Regions from separate parts of the Homo sapiens genome. Here region 2 is linked to region 1. The links are chromatin loops, found by intact Hi-C in ENCODE. Cell type or tissue: ascending aorta. All regions are shown on one strand.

Evidence for each region. Hi-C counts contacts between places; a loop is a spot of excess contacts. Peaks named below come from ENCODE experiments on the same cell type or tissue, not always from the same donor. Only the 100,000 strongest peaks of a DNase experiment are listed, where the experiment ranks them.
Region 2: a loop joins it to region 1, with 5 times the contacts of the local background. A loop is called at or near these places in 90 of 110 quality-filtered maps.

The regions. Positions count from the first base shown.
Region 1 is chr1:157,491,886-157,499,885 of GRCh38, forward strand. No RefSeq gene overlaps it. Among named protein-coding and RNA genes, the nearest start is that of FCRL5, 57 kb to the right of the region's middle. In ascending aorta, a CTCF peak has its summit at 4,361 (motif pointing left); no DNase peak of the experiment used is centred here.
Region 2 is chr1:157,190,237-157,198,236 of GRCh38, forward strand. It overlaps LOC107985211 (a long non-coding RNA gene), which reads left to right. Exons shown (of 4, transcript XR_007066653.1): 4 at 1-943. Among named protein-coding and RNA genes, the nearest start is that of ETV3, 56 kb to the left of the region's middle. RefSeq lists a silencer at 3,548-3,780. In ascending aorta, a CTCF peak has its summit at 3,573 (motif pointing right); a DNase peak (open chromatin) is centred at 3,575; H3K27me3 peaks cover 1,115 bases.

The sequences.
Region 1 (8,000 bases):
GCCCACCCCTTCTTTCCCCTGGACCTTCTGGTCAGGGAATGTGTAGAGGAAAGGAGGGAAGTCCACTGTCCCCATTCCCTGTAGGGTGGGGAGATGCAGGAGAGCCCATTTATTAGAATCTAACCATGCAAAGAACGTCCCCACTCCCACCCAGAAAAAATGTCTACTACTAATTGATTGGCTTGGGTGTCCCTATCCTTGGGGCTTTGAAATAGGTTTTATCCCTTTTGGAAAGCTGTCCCCACCAAAGGACAAAATCTGCTCCTCTAACAAATTTATTTGCAGGCTTCTGAATAATCTCTGGGGGCCCTGGGCATCTGCTCTACGTGTTTACATCTGGCTGTGTGCTCCCTGGCATATTTCATTCAGTTAACAGTTATTTAGTGCCTACTATGTACAAGGCAATGAGGCTAAGCACTTGATATGCATTATCTCAATTCCCAGAACAACTCTTTGTGGTGGGTATAATCAATGTATTCACTTTATAGATGAGAAAAGCAAGGCTTAGAGGATCAAAGGAACTTAAGACCCAAGGCTCGTAAATACTGGAGCAAAAATTCATACTCAGGTCAGTCTGGCCCCATATCACTTGTTCTATACTTCCAATACAATCTTTAAAAAGAAAACAGCTTTGATTGGACATAATTTACATACCATATATTTCCCCATTTAAAGTGTACATTTCAATACTTTTTAATGTATTCACAAATTTGTGCTGCCATCAAAAGAGTCCATTTTAGGACATTTTCATTACCTCAAAAAAAGTTTGTATCCTTCGGCCATCCACCCATTTTCTCCTATTCCACAGCCCTGCGTAACCACTAATCTAATTTCTCTCCCTATAGTGTTTCCTATTCTGGACTTTCCTCAGCCCTGGGTAACCACTAATCTAATTTCTCTCTCTATAGTGTTTCCTATTCTGGACTTTCATAGGAGTCGAATCAAATAGATGTGGTCTTCTGTGACTGGTTGCTTTAATTCAGCACAACATTTCAAGGTTCATCAGTGTTGTGTTATAGTTCAGTTCTAATATCCCATTATATGGATATACAATATTTTATTTATGTATTCACTCATCCATTGTTTGTTTCCACCATTTGGCTATTATGAACAATGCTGCTATAAACACTCATGTGCAAGTTTCTGTGTGAACATGTGTTTTCATTTCTCTTGGGTATATGCCTAGAAGTGGAACGAACTGCTGGATTATATGGTAGAATTCTATGTTCAATCATATGAGAAACTGACAGACTGCCTTCTAACACAGCTGCACTTCGCCATCAATGTATGAGGGCTTCAATTTCTCCACATCTTTGCCAGCACTTGTCATTATGAACTTTTTGATTCTAGCTACCCTGATGGATGTGAAGTGGTATCTCAAGGTTTTGGTTTGCATTTTCCTGATGACTAATGCTGCCAAGCATCTTTTCATGTGTGTACTGGCCATTTGTATATCTTCTTTGGGGAAATGCCTATTAGATCATTTGCCTATTTGTAAATTAGGTTATTTGTCTTTTTATTGTTCAGTTGTGAGAGTTTTTCATATATTCTGGATAAAAATACCTTATCACATATACAAATGCAAATATTTTCTCCCATCTGTGGATTATGTTTCCATTTCCTTTTAAAAAACTATGTCCATGTTTTATTGTATTGTTACATTCTCTACCTTTAAAAAAATAGTTTGAACCGAAAGGTCTTGAAGGCTTAAGATGGGGACCCTGGTAGGGACTGACCACAGGTGCCAGAAAAGGATTTGCTCAGAATCTTCTTAGAAATCTTCCGTTTTTCACAATTCCAGGATGGGGTAAAAGGTGATAGTTTCACTCCGCATTCCCAGATGGGCTCATCTGATGATGAGAAAACAGCCCTTCATGGAGCATATGTATGCAGAGAGAACCCCATGTTAAAAATAACTGACACACATAATCTTTAATTACAAACGATAAATGCTTGAGAAGCAAAACACTGCAGATCAGATGTAGTATGAAGGAGCTGGGAACTGGGAGGAAATGGACGTGACATTCCAGGCAGAGGGAGTGGTGTGTGAGAAGGTCTGAGATAGGAGGGAGCAAGTGTGATTCAGGGGCTGATGGCTTCTATTGAGGTCCAGTTTACATCCAGTACAATTCATCAGTTTAAAGTATATTAACAAAGTTTCCTTGTGTTTCTTAGAGAAAAATTTTAACTTTTCTACAACTGCATATTAGATTCACGTACTGTTTTTCTTCTTACATGGGAATGGGGGACAGTCTGGCCTGGTCTGTCATTTTTCTGATGATATCATGAGTCAAACCATGTCTCCCCTTTCTATTTGCATCTTCCCCCTGGAACTTAAGTTGAGAGAGACACATGTTGATGTTGATGTTCTCTGCTTAGCTACTGTGTAGACACAGATGGGTTGAGAGGCTGGACTGTGGGTAGCTATATTCTGAAAGCTTAGTTTCTGCGGTCTTTCTCTGAATTTGTTGGAAACATTTGCACTTCACGTCAATGTCCAGGGCTTATGCAGTGTTTTCCAGTGATGGTAGTACCCCATTGATGTACATGTCTGTGAGTGTGCATGTGTATTTTAATTTCTGAAAGACCTACCGCCTTGGTAACCAGTATTATTTGTGTTACTATTTCTGGGAGCAGAGCCTAAAGAAAACAGCAAGGGCTGGGTGCAGTGGCTCACGCCTGTAATCCCAGCACTTTGGGAGGCTGAGGTGGGCAGATCACAAGGTCAGGAGTTCTAGACCAGCCTGGCCAGCATGGTGAAACCCTGTCTCTACTAAAAAAACAAAAATTAACCAGGCATGGTGGTGCGCATCTGTAATCCCAGCTACTCAGGAGGCTGAGGCAGGAGAATCACTTGAATCCAGGAGGCGAAGGTTGTAGTGAGCCGAGATCATGTCACTGCATTCCAGCCTGGGTGATAGAGCGAGGCTCTGTCAGAAAGAAAGAAAGAAAGAAAGAGAGAAAGAGAGAAAGGAAGAAAGGAAGGAAACAGCATGCTCATTGCAAACCCTTCTGGGGTAAGGATGAAGAGCTTTGCAGAAACTACAAAGTTTGTTTCCTGAAACAAAAGGCAGAGCAGGGTATCTTGGCTGTTATAGGGCTGAGATTTGGGTTCACTTGGAATTGAGCCATTCTTCACTCTTGAGATGCTTACTTAATGCAGATCAGCTCCCACTGTAGATGTTAGAGAGACCTGTAATTACAATGGAATATTTGGAAATTTTTCTAACAGATGCCTAGCCACATCCTCACATTTCTTGGTGTGTGCAGCACCACTGTGGGAAAGAGCTGGTAGCTTGAGTGAATTAATGGGACTCTTCTCCTTATATGTTAATTTGCAGAGGCTAGGGAGGGATGGAACCCACACATGGATTCCCAGCTTCCCAGTTGTGCTCCCAGGATATGATGCTGTTCTGCTTAAGACTCCTTTCAGAGCTCACGCCTGAAGGTCCAGACCTGTGATGGCTGAGCTGAGCTGAGCAGGGCAGGGCAGGGAGGGTAATCCACGTATTTGGCCTCATAGTTGAGATCCTGTGTCAGCAGCTGATGGTTCTGGGGTATGTTGCCTCTGATGACAAAGCTGGTGGAGGCAGGTGTGTTGGGGCCTTAAGACTACAGGGGCCTCCAGGGCAGGGGTGAAGCAGCTGCACCACTTGACCCAAGTTGCACCTGGTGGCGGTGTCAGGAAGGATGGAGCAGACCTGGTAGTTTCTGCTCCCCAAGGTCTGGCTAGCTCTCATTCACTGAAGGACACAAAGAAAATATTAATAGCTACTACAATAGTTTGTGTTTATATATAACTCCTTTAGGGAAATATTTCAAAGGTAATTAACATTACAATGAATCAATACAGCAAGGGATTGTGGAAAATGGGGTATAAGTGAATTGAATTATTGGAGTTGTATTATTCAATGTATTGCCATATTAAAAGGATGGGTTGATGATTTTTAAAATAGCTAATTTTTAAGTAGGAGTTTTAAAAATTACTCAAATGATGATCCATCATGTGTACAGTAAATAGACTTAAGTACATGACCAGTAGACCAAAAAGATGTGAATGCACATTAGTGATGTTAAAAAGTCCAAATTACCCATTTAGTTCCAGTAAAATAACATTACCTAGTACATTATATTAACTTGAATTTTATTGCTTTGTTTCTATTTCTATACTTTTAATTTTATAGTTTTGAGAATACGTTATATAGATTTTGTGTTTGTATGCCTTTGAGTAATGTGATAATAAAACAATTTAAGTCAAAATTGGGCTTCAAAGGGCATGATGTTTCACTTTTAACAGGGGACTCATTCTCAGCCCTCACGCTAGTGTCAGCCACGCATAGTGTCAGTGACACCTAGTGGTTCAAGCAAGAACTGCAACTTCATTGAATGGTGGACGATTTCAAAGAAAAACAGGTTCTCCCTTAGATAAGCCTCTGGATCCCTTTGATGAGGTGTTGAAATGAGGGCCTACCAGTCCCTGGTGTCTCCCATTTTGGCCTGTTCCACACTGACTCGTCAGCTATTTGAAGCAACTTTATGGAGGAGGGAATGACACTTCGTATACTAGGAACAGAATGTAGAAACTAATGATGACTTTTAGAGTGAGAAAGTTTTCAGGAAGACATTTCTAACAATTAGAGTGGTTCAACAATGTACACCACAAAAGCCACTAAGCCATGACTTTAGGATCACTTGGCAGCCTGCTGGGCTCATTCACTAGCTAAGCCATCTACATCACACCAACCTCACAGAACACACAATTCAATTTTTTTATATTTGTAAATTTATGAATTGCTACGTGCTACAGAACTTCAGGCAATTTATGAATGGTCAAATCCACTGATTACAGAATTCTAAAGGTCATCATGGTCTTTACAATGCTCTGTCCTCAGCAGCCTGTGCCTGACCCATTCCCATTACCATGCCTGCTTTCCCACCCAAGTTCAAGGCCATCCTGAAAAAGTTGCTTGCAGCATCATAGAGGCACCAACACCTCTGCATTCTCATAATTGTCTTTCTGAATCCTGGGATTGGGGACAGGGAGAGGAAGAGGGGAGAAGTGAAAATAAACCGAGCTTGCAGCACCTTCAGCACTAATCATGAGGTCTGCTGCTCTCTAACTGCTTCCCCACAGTTGTTTGGTGCCTATGGCCTCAGAATCATGTAGATCCTCTTATAAGATTATAGTTCCTATCAACTGTTCTATAAATAACAACTTGAAATGTTATGTTTTCCCTTTGAGATATCCCTTCAGGTCTTGCATACTGATGAAACTACTGACTCAGTGGGTCTGAATGATCCCAGGAGCTGCTGAATAATCAAAATATGCAGTTTCCAAATGCTGATTATTTCTCCCCCCTTACCCCAACCAATCAACACCACCAATTTTCTGGCCTCTCACCCTCCACTATATCCTTAAAAACCCCAGCCCAGAACTTCTCAGGGAGATGGATTTGAGGATCTTCTTCTATCTCCTCACTCAGTGCCCTGTGATCATTAAACGCTTTCTCTGCTGCAAACCCTGCTGACTTAGTGTAGGTACTATTAATATATTCATATTTCCATTTTAGAAAGATGTGAAACTACTTTTCATAAGTTGTCCAGGCACACCCAGTTAGAAAGTGACAGAACTGGGCATCTGTCTGCAGAGCCTGCACACTCAACTTCTGTTCTTAGAGTGTGTCTCTAGATGGTGGTCACAGTTATGACCCACAAACTTGTCATCATTCCTAGGCCACACAAAACCCTTCCAATCTTTGTAGGATATTAGACCCACCTGTGTCTCCAGACAGACCATCCCTGTCTTCAAATGGAATGCCTGGAATTTCATTCAATTATGCTCTGCAGTGTTGCCAGAGGTTCCCCAGATTGGCTCAAAAGTCAGCACACTCTCAGGCAAAAAGGTTGCAGTGTCACTTGATTCCAAGGAAACTCTTGTCAAGTTTAGGCAGGTCACACATGGGCAAGAAATCAAACATGAAGAGGATGGTCAGGTTCCCCAGCACAACATGCCCAGGGAGAGAGCACCTGCCACAAACAGCTCAGGTCCAGGGGAATCATAGCTGAGAATCAAAATGCAGAAATCATTTGCATCTGATCTTTCCCAATTCTGGAAAGCCTGGAATCCAGAGCCATCATGATCCCCTTAATTTATTAGGCTGCCTCCTTCATTTAATGAGAATTGTCTTGTTAACCCCATTCTCAGGTCTGTAGAACCATGACAGTTGTTGTTTTCAAATATCTTCTTTGAATACAGGTTCTTCTTATCTCAGGATCACCATAAATCTCCTCTTTGTAAACAGGACTTTGGTCACAGTCATACTTGGAATGAATATCTCATAACCTCTTAACTGCATTTTGCCCATGACCTTGCTAATTTTATCACATTTGTTTGAAACAACTTTATATTGCCATCGCTCTTCTTCCTGGCCTCTGTGGATTTTTCCTGAAGTCATCATAGTTGAAGGGCTTCACCCTTGTGAGGGTGTTTGTGTGTGCTATGCCTATGTTATCATTGAGTTTGCTCTGTAAATCTATGGCTCAAACTCCTATGTCTCCAACTGCACATATTGTGACACATTAAGTACAAGGCCACCTTTGACTCCTTCATCATCACAAAGGTGCAATTCTTTCCCTATCTGTTTGCAATCTGGAGCACATCTGTTCTTTTCTCTAGGGCAATGACTCTCAAACTCCAGGATGCATCAGAATCACCTGGAAGGCCTGCTGAACCACAGATTGCTGGGCCCCACCCATAGAAAAAAAATAACAGAGACGGGGGTGGGAGGGGATAGGACGAGAGGGGAGAAAAAAAAAGAAACAACTAGAGTTATCACATGTCATAGGGTCAGTGGTGAAATATGTACTTATTGTCTGTCAGTGGCAAAAGCTTTCAGGACTTCTGTCACTTCACTGCTAACAGTTCCTCCAGCCTCTGCTTGGTTAATTCCAGAGAAGGAGAAACCCTCTGCTTCCCAGGATGGCACCTTCAGCCTTGGGGAGCTGAAACAAGTCACATGCCATGTGGGGGCAGGAGTGACAACCAGGAAGTCAGAGTTACCTCTGACGACAACTCCTTCTCTTATGTCCCTTGGTTGTGAACCTCTTTTCCTACCATAGTCTCTGGCAGCCACTGATGTGTTTGCTGTCCCCATAGTTTTGTCTTGTAAGAGTGTCGTCAAAATGTAATCATGCAGTTTGCAGGTTTTTTTGAGAACAGCTTCTTTTGCTTGGCATAATGCATTTGAGAGTCATCTATGTGAGACAGCCAGGTGGGAGGGGGCTCCTCAGAAAAACTCCAACCAGCCTGCGCACTAGGGTGGAGCCACAGAAGTTTGTGCTCTTTCCAGTGGGGAGGAGTCAGGCCCCTCCTCTTCCTTTGTGGAACCTGGGATGTGAAGGGTGGGAAGGAAATGCTCCAGCAGGGACTCTGGCCTTCCAAGAGTTCTTCTTTGCCCCTTTTCTTTCTTTTTACCCAATGCAACCCTGTCTTACTCACCATTTAAATTGTCTGCAAGCCTGAATTTTCATGGCCATGGGACAAAGAACGCTGTTTTTAGCTGAACTAAGGAAAAGTTATGCAACATTTTTGGCGCACAACGTTGGGCCAGAAAAGCAGTGAGTGAAATGGGGACTCGAAACCTCTCAATGTTGCTCCTAAGCCTTTTCATCCTTGGACTTCTGAGGGTGGGGGAAAACATGCCCCCAACCCCCTTAGCTCCTGGGACTTTTCATGGCATTTCCCTTCCTTTTTCAGGACCTACTGGCGAGCAGCAGCTCCCTGCTGCTCTCCCCTCCCTGCCGGGGCTGGGATGCATGGCCCAAGGGTCCCGCACGGCCAGTTGGCTGGCATTTTCTACCATAAGCCGCTGGAGACTTCCCCTTCTCTGTCCAAGCGGTTCAGCTCCATTGGACAGTAATTAAGCTTTTCTCTTCGTGGGGAAACCACTTGCTTAAGAATAAGAGGTTCCTCCCAAGATTTTTAAACTATTCTCTCTTTT
Region 2 (8,000 bases), 300 kb before region 1:
AGCGTAGGCAGGGGAGTCATGAGAGCAGGGACCGGGTGCTGGAATGGTTAGAGGGTGTGAAGACAAGACTGAGAAGGAGCAATCAGTGACACAGGAGGAAAGTCAGGTGAGTCTGGCATCCAGGGAGCCAAGTAAAGAGAGTTTTTCTTGAGGAATGGAGTGATGCATTGTGCCCGAGCTTGCTGAGGGTCCAGCAGGGTGATGCCCGAGAGCAGCCCGCTGGAGTCAGCTGGGGGAACGCATGGGGACCTCCCAATGGCCAGCGAATTCTGTGGATTCAGCATCATTCTCCTTCCTCAGAGAAGGCGTCCCTGATCCTTATGCCTCCTCCTCTGCCAGTATCTGCACTTTCCCCTCTCTGTATTTCTCATGATAGATAGAAATTTTGGCATTTCCTTGTTTAATGCCTCTCCTCCACTCGACTGCACATGGCATGGACAGGAGCACGCACGCTGCACTCATCTGAGTCCCCAGTACGTAGCGCTGTGCTTGGAACACAGGCCGTGCTCAGTGACTATCTCAGGAATGGATGTGGAGTCAGCCCCCATGAACGGGGACTCCGAACAGAGCCCAATCAGTTTTCAGTTCTGCTTTCGTAGAGTCAGCAGTGGGAACAGGGTTTTTGTTTGGGACCTAACATTCCTGGGTAAGAGAGGGGAGAAGCCTCACACACAGACCTGGCCGGCCTCTGTGGAAATGATGTCTGGACATGCCTGAGTATCTGACAGGAGCTGTGGTAACAAGAAAGAACATGGGCTCAGGAGTGGCAGCACTTTAAATAAGATAACCTTTATATTTTATAAAAGTTTTTCATTTACAGAAACATTGGGCAGATAGTACCGAGAGTCCCACAGACTCCACACCTAGTTTCACCTTTTATCAACATCTTATGCTATTAACATCTGTTACAATTAATAAACCGATATGGATACATTCTTATGAACTCAAGTCCATACTTTCTTCAGACGTCCTTAGTTTTTACGCGATGTCCTTTTCTGTTCCCAGATCCCACCCTACATACCTCTTTAGGCTCCTCTGGGCTGTGACAGCTACTCAGACTTTCCTTGTTTTCGCTGACATTCGTGAGGGGTACTGGTCAGGTGTTTTGAAGAATGTTCCTCAATTGGGATTTGCCTGATGTTTCTCTCATGATGAGACTTGGAATTTAGGTTTTGGGGAGGAGGATGACAGAGGTAAAGTGCCATTTTCATCGCATCATTTGAGGGTGCATGCTGTCATCGTGACATTACTATTGATGCTGACCTCAACTATCTTGACAAAGGTAAAGCTTGCTGAGTTTCATCCATTGTAAAGTGACTCGTTTTTCCCCTCTTCCACACTGTTCTCTTTGAAAAGAAGTCACCGTGTGCAGCCCAGACTTAAAGAGTAGGGAGTTAAACTTTACCTCCTTGAGAGTGGAATGTCTTCACACATTACTTGGAATTTTCTGCACAGAAGATTTTTTCTCCATTTACTTGTTTCCCATTTATTTATTCAATCAATCATTCCCCTTTTTTAATTTCTTTATTTCTTTCTTTATTCAATCAATCATTTATTTGTATCAGTATAAAGTCATTGATATGTATTTTATGCTTCGGGCTATAATCCAAAGCCACTATATTTATTTTGTAGCTCAGATTGTTCCAGTTTGGCCATTTGGTGCCGTGTTCTTTTGACACAGCCTCATCACTGTGTGCCTTTTTTTTTGAGGACTTTCTTACTTGGACTCTCCAAGATGCTCCAGGCCCATCTTGTATATTTCCTGCTTCAGTTCTAGAAGCAGCCATTTCTCCCAGGAGCTCTAGTTTGGTTTACTGCGGAATTGCTTTAGAAACCAAGATCTGGGCAAGAGGGTCCTTGTTTTCAAGCATTAGGAACGCAGAGAGTGATTTCCCATCTACAGGCAAGATTCCACCTAAGTCCATAAAATCTTATCATTTGCCTCCTTTGTTGGATATGAACAGACTTCAAGGTCACAGATAGGTCAGAAATTCATCACAAACATCTTTAGAAGGGAATGAAGGTAGTTAAAATAAGTCTGCTAAAGGAAATGTCATCTGGGCCCCCAAAATATGAGCAAGTTGAAGTATTCGGCAAGGAAAACATAGGAAGAGTTTGTTGTTTGCTACCAGACAAGCTCAGTAATAGTTGTCCTAGCACAGACGTTATTGTAAAGGTCTGTTGATAAAAACAATCCAGATTGTACTGCAAGTGTAGGACAAGAACAAGTGCTTTGGGGCCAGATTGATTTGGATTTGAATCCTTTCTGTTATTCGTCTGCCTGGAAGCTTGGATAAGTCACTTTGCTTCTCTAAGCCTCACTTTCTCATCTGTAAAGTGGATATACTGATCATGCCTACCTGATAGAGTTGTTTGAGGATTCATGAGATGCATATCAAGTGTGTAGCCTCAGCCCCTGGCACATAGTAAGTGTTTAATAAATGTCATTTGCCTGAAATATGCCAGGGAGCACCTGCCCAGGAAACAGCTATAGCAGATCTGAGGCCACAAGGTCTATTGGACACCTACACATATTATGTTAGAAGAGTAGATTTTGGCTTTTGGTGGTGATTGCTTTAGGAGATGGGTCAAAACTAATTTAAGCCCAAATACAGGAACACCCAAATATAGGCAGAGCAATTAGCAGTAGATAATTGGGGTGAGGATGCTGCTCTATTGCTTAGATTCTGATAAACAGGTCCTCCTGGATCTGCCCACCCTACAGAGAATGGGGACAGTGGACTGCCCTCTTTTCCTCTGCACATTCCCTGGGCAGAAGGTCCAGGGGAAAGAAGAGGTGGACAGAGAGCAGAGTGTTTACATGGGTGGGATAGGCAGAGGCCAGCTCTCCCTCCAGGTCAGGGTCTCCATAGATGGAAGTGTTCAGCCCAGGGGACAGCTACCTCTGTATGGGAGAGGTTCTTCCATCTCCTGTATAGGGAGGTTTTGAGGAGTTTGGCAATAGTAGCCAACATCATTTGCGGGGTCCCACCAACTCTGAAGGCCAGTGGAAGAGAAAGCATCTACTCCTCAATGGAGCTGGCCCCCTCAAGTGAGGGTCCTGGCAAGAACAGGGCTGCACTCTCTAAAGAAATCCCAGCCAGGAGGGAGGGGCCTCTGCCTCATTATTAACCTGGTCTTATCTCTGATGGCTATTTTGATTGGTGAGGTACTTGGCATCATGCTGTGCACTTGAACTCCATCCCAGAGACTGCGACCCTGGGGCAAACATTCAGTTACCCCATGGTTTATTCTACTGCATGTGTGAATTAATTGCCTTTCTTGTTTTGTGAGAGATTTGGTCCTCAAGTGTATAATTTACTCTGCTTATCCATTTGCACATGTTTAATGGTATTTCTTTCTGGTAGGTGAAGAATCACTGTGTTTGTGCGGTGGGGGGCAAGAGTGTTAAAACTATATTTACATTTTTCTTTATTGTAAATGGGTTTCAGTGGCTCATATTTTAAAACGTAGAAGTGAGTTGGCTGAGGAATTCGTGGGTATCTCTCCTCAGGACTCTCCTTTCCCCAAGGACAGTTTTATTTCGAAAGAAAAATTGGAAATGCAGAGCCACGAGGGGGCGCCCTGGACCCTGGTCTGGTGGTAAAGTCAGCACCTTCATAAAGCAAGGATCTCCTAGATGCCGGGTTCAGAATGAAATAGGAGCATTGGCTGAACATCTGCCGGGGACCTCACTGGGCACGCACAGGGCCTCACTTACTCAACGCAGACACTCCCTGAAGTGAGTGCTTGTGCCCCATTGTGATAAGCTCACAGGCTCAGGCAAGTTCAGCAATCTGTCCAGGGTTACTCAGGTAATATAGTGGAAAATGAGATTCAGACCCAATTCTGTGCAGTTCTAAAGACCCGGCTCTCTCAGACCAGCTGACTAAGGCTCATCTAGGGAGGGCTTGATACTTGGAAGGTGCTGGTCAGCGCGGAAGCGAGGTTGGTGGGCGCCCGTGTCCTCGGGGCAGGGTCACAGGCATCTGCCCACAAGGGAGATGTTTCTAGCCGGGGTCACGGAGCCTCGGGATGTTCCTGAATGTGGGAGAAACAGTCCCTCACCCTGACCATCTCGGAGTCTGTGTCCACCAAGAGCCCTTGTGGTTGGGAAGAGACTTTGTTAATGGGAATGGGGTGTCTGGGTTGCTGGTTAGGTGCCTGTCCCCAGACAGGGGTGTCTTTTATTTTAACATTATATAACATTATGTGTTACATACTGTTAAATATATTGTATAATAACAGTATATATATACTGTTATATAACATAATAAGAGTATTATATATGTTATATAATATACAATGTATTATATTGTGTATATATGCAATAATGAATATAATAAAATGTTTTCTGTTTTTAGACTCGAAGTACTGAGGATTTCGAGAATATCTCTCAGGGTGATTTTAGGGGAATTTGTCAGTGCTTCTGAAAATAGGATTGAGAAGATGTGGTCCCGTCCCAGGCGTAACTACTGAGGGCGTCAGGAACCAGTAAGGGGATGATGGCAGCGGCGGGCGGTCCGAAGCGGCCTCTGCCAGGGCCCCCGCTGCGGTGGGGTGCGGGCGCGGGCCGTGGGTCCTCGGGTGCGGACGCCCAGGCGAAGGGTCCCCGGGGCCTGCCGCCCTGGAGCCCGCCCCTGGGAGCTGCTGCGGCTGGGCCGGGCGGGGTCAAGCCACCCGCCGGCGGGGGAACTGCACAGTTGGGCACGGAGGGACCCCGAGGCGGAGCTGGGCCCAGGGCTGTGCCGCACTTGTGCACAGAGTACCGGCAGGCACCAATCGCCCGGCGGTGGCCGCACTAAAGGGGCCCGGGGCTGAAAGCGGGAAGGGTGCCCACTTCCCGGACCTGGCCAGCCTCGCCCACCCTGCTGACGGCGCCAGGTTCCTGCGCCTCCTGAGCTGGAGATTCAGCTCGTCAGGGCACCTGAGGTTGCGTCTCCAGGATCCACCCTGCGTCTGGGTGACCGCCGAGCTAGGTGCTCCCGGCCGCCGGTTCCCGGGCCCGCAGTCCGCTCCCGAAAGCACCCCCCTGGCAGGGTCTCAAGCTGGACGAAGGGGAGCCCCAGGTCACCCTGAGCGCTGGGGCCGCAGTGGGAACTTGCGGCGATGTCACCCCTGCCCTGCATGTCAGCCCAGGCCTGGCGAAGGCCTGAGCCCCGCCCCAGGCTGCACAGCGCAGCAGGAGCGGCTGCGGGAGCAGCGGTGACGGCAGTGGGTCGCCTGTGCCCCATGTCCCCAAGGCAGCTGACTGTGCCATCCCCACTTTCGCAAGCCGGGGCAGGACCAGCTCCCAGGCCGGGAGCCTCGGCTGCTGCCTCGATCTGGCTCCCTGCGGTGACCTGGGAGCCCAGGAACACCTGGCCAAAGGCGCAGCCGGGACTCGCGGGACTGGCCAGCGTGGGATTCATTTGTGCGGGGTTGGTCTGGGCCACTGTGCCACCTGCACCTAGACTGCCTCAGCTGTGGGGAAAGGCAGAGAAGGGGCACTGGGGTGGGGGTAGGGGGTTGCTGCACTCTGCAGAGCCAGGGACAGGTGGGAGCCCTGCCCCTCCGGAATCTGCAGGGTGGGAGCTCCCCAGGCCAGCTGCAGCAGCCCAGGTTGTGGCTGTGGGCCTGGGCATCATGGTGCTCTCCTCTCTAGCCTGTCCTCTCCCACTTCCTGGCACCGCTCTGATCTTGGAGCCGGGTTAGGGTGAGCTTGGGGGTTGTTGCAGCTCCACAGGGTGTATGCTAGGGCAGTGCTGATGCCCTGACCCCCTGCTGCCTTCATACCCCCAGACTTTGGGTGCCAAGGAGCAGGGGAGGGAGGCTGAGATGGGCAGCTAGGCATTGGCCTGAGGCCTCCTTGGCACCAGTGGCCTAGGTGCCATGGGTGGCTGCAGGAGGTAGACAGGCTCCTAGGCAGGAAGAGGCAGGTGTGGGTGAGGCCCCACTTTCAGGACAGGGAAGGCCTGAAGGCTGGCAGCTGGGTTTCCAGTCCCACTGACCAGAGTGGGGACTAGTGGTGCCTTGTCTGGGCTTCCCATGGCTCTCCATGGGCCAACTGGCATGCACTTCCTTCCCTCTGAGCCCCATAATAGCTCAGGGCTCAGCCAGAGTAGAGGAGAGGATGGAGAGGCGAGGATGGAGAGACAACTAGATGACCAGCTACTCTTTGCAGAGCCTCCTCTTTGCTGAGAGCTGTAGATTGGGAGGACCAACTGCAGACCAGGAGCTACCCTCTGCTGAGAGGTGAGCACTTGTCCGGATGACCTGCCTACAGAGAAGAGCTACCCACTGCTGGTCTCTGAGGTCTGTGCTGTTCTAACACTTAATAAAGCTCCTCTTCCTATTGCTCACCCTCCACTTGTCTGCATACCTCATTCTTCCTGGATGCAAGACAAGGCCTCAGACAAAGGCGCCACTGACCACAGAGGTTTCCAGCCAGAAAAAGCAACACCCCACAGAAAAAGCAAAACCCCAAAGATCCTGTGACAGTGATATTTATCAAGATAGGGAGAGGGGGCTGGAGGAGGGGTCAAGAGCAATAAAAGGCAAAAAACACTGAGTGTTTATCTAATAAGGTAGATGTTATTTTTCCCATTTTACATATGAGGAAACTGAGATTTAGAGAAGTTACGTAACTTGGTTAGGGTTAAACAGCTAATATTAGGCAAAGCTGGGACCTAAACGTGGGATTTCAGAGGCCAGTGTCCAATCTTTCTTTATAATAGTGAGTGGCCTCTCAGAAAACATGGACTTGATTCTCACCAGAAACCCAACACCTCTTCCCTAAGTGCTTTCCCGGTTTTTCTCAAATCCGGAAACTGTTGGTCTTTTGGGCAATTCTGAGCACAGCCACTAAGTGGCGACATTGCCCGACTATGGCTCAGCCCTGTTTCTCCGGGGAAGAATAGGGGAGGGGAGGGGAGGGAGTCGGAGTTGCCCTGTTGTGTGTTGTGCTGTGTGTGGGGCTTTCTTCTATCTATTTAGTCCTCCCAGCAACCCTGCAGAGGAGGTATTATCTCATTTTCCAGATGAGGCCATTGAGGATCTGCTGGATGATAGAGCTTAGCGGTAGAAGCAGGAATGGAATCAACGTCCAGTTGGATTCCAAGTCCTGTCTCCAAGCATGCTGGGCTCCCAAAGGAAAAGCCTTTCTGTGCCCTCAGACTACACAGTCTTGTGGGGAAGTGGACAGTGGGGACCCCACGTGAGTTTTAGGCTGGGACAGCCTAGCAGTGAAGGAGGAGGCTGGGTGAGGAGTAACCAAGCCTTAGCTTTGGTGATTGATGGGAAGAATTGGGTTCTGAGGTGGAAATCAATTACAGTTACAATCTGCTGTGTGGATCCCCTAGAGTGCTGCTCTACTGGAGACCAACATTCCATCCCTCAGCAAGTTTCTCCTTCTGCTTGGGAAGAGGCTGTGTTTTCTTCCCGATGAAATGGTTGGCTGGTGTTGAGGGGCTGCAAGCTGACTTGTGAGCTGGTTTTGTGCATCTCCTCCCAACCCTATGTTCACAGTCATGATGTTGGTAGTTTGAAATTAGACAGAGTGGGAATATTTACACCATGGAAATTGGAAACACTAGAAACCAGGGCTTTTTCCTCCTGCAGAGCCAGTGGTTAAACTGCTACCTGCTGACCACTGCCCACCAGGTAGCAGGAGGCACACACCTGAGAGGCAGGTGAGCCCAGAGAGATGGACCAGGGGCGCCCATGGATTTGCGGCTCCCATATCATACTTACTTTGGGATCTGAGTAGAATTGCTGCACATTTAAATGGATATTTTTTCCCTCTCTTTCATTTTTTGTTGCCGAGGGCAAATAACTGCATTTGAGAAGTTCAACCTGCATCTGACGTGCTTCCCCTGGAAAGCAAGATGGCTAAGATTGTGCTGTCTGTGAAGCCACCTAGGGGCTCAGTGACAGCAGCAGATGGTGACTGGGCAGGAAGGAAAGTCTCTTCCAGTGCCAGGCTCAGGTGTGCTCAGTAAATATGTGTTTCTTGGCAAGCA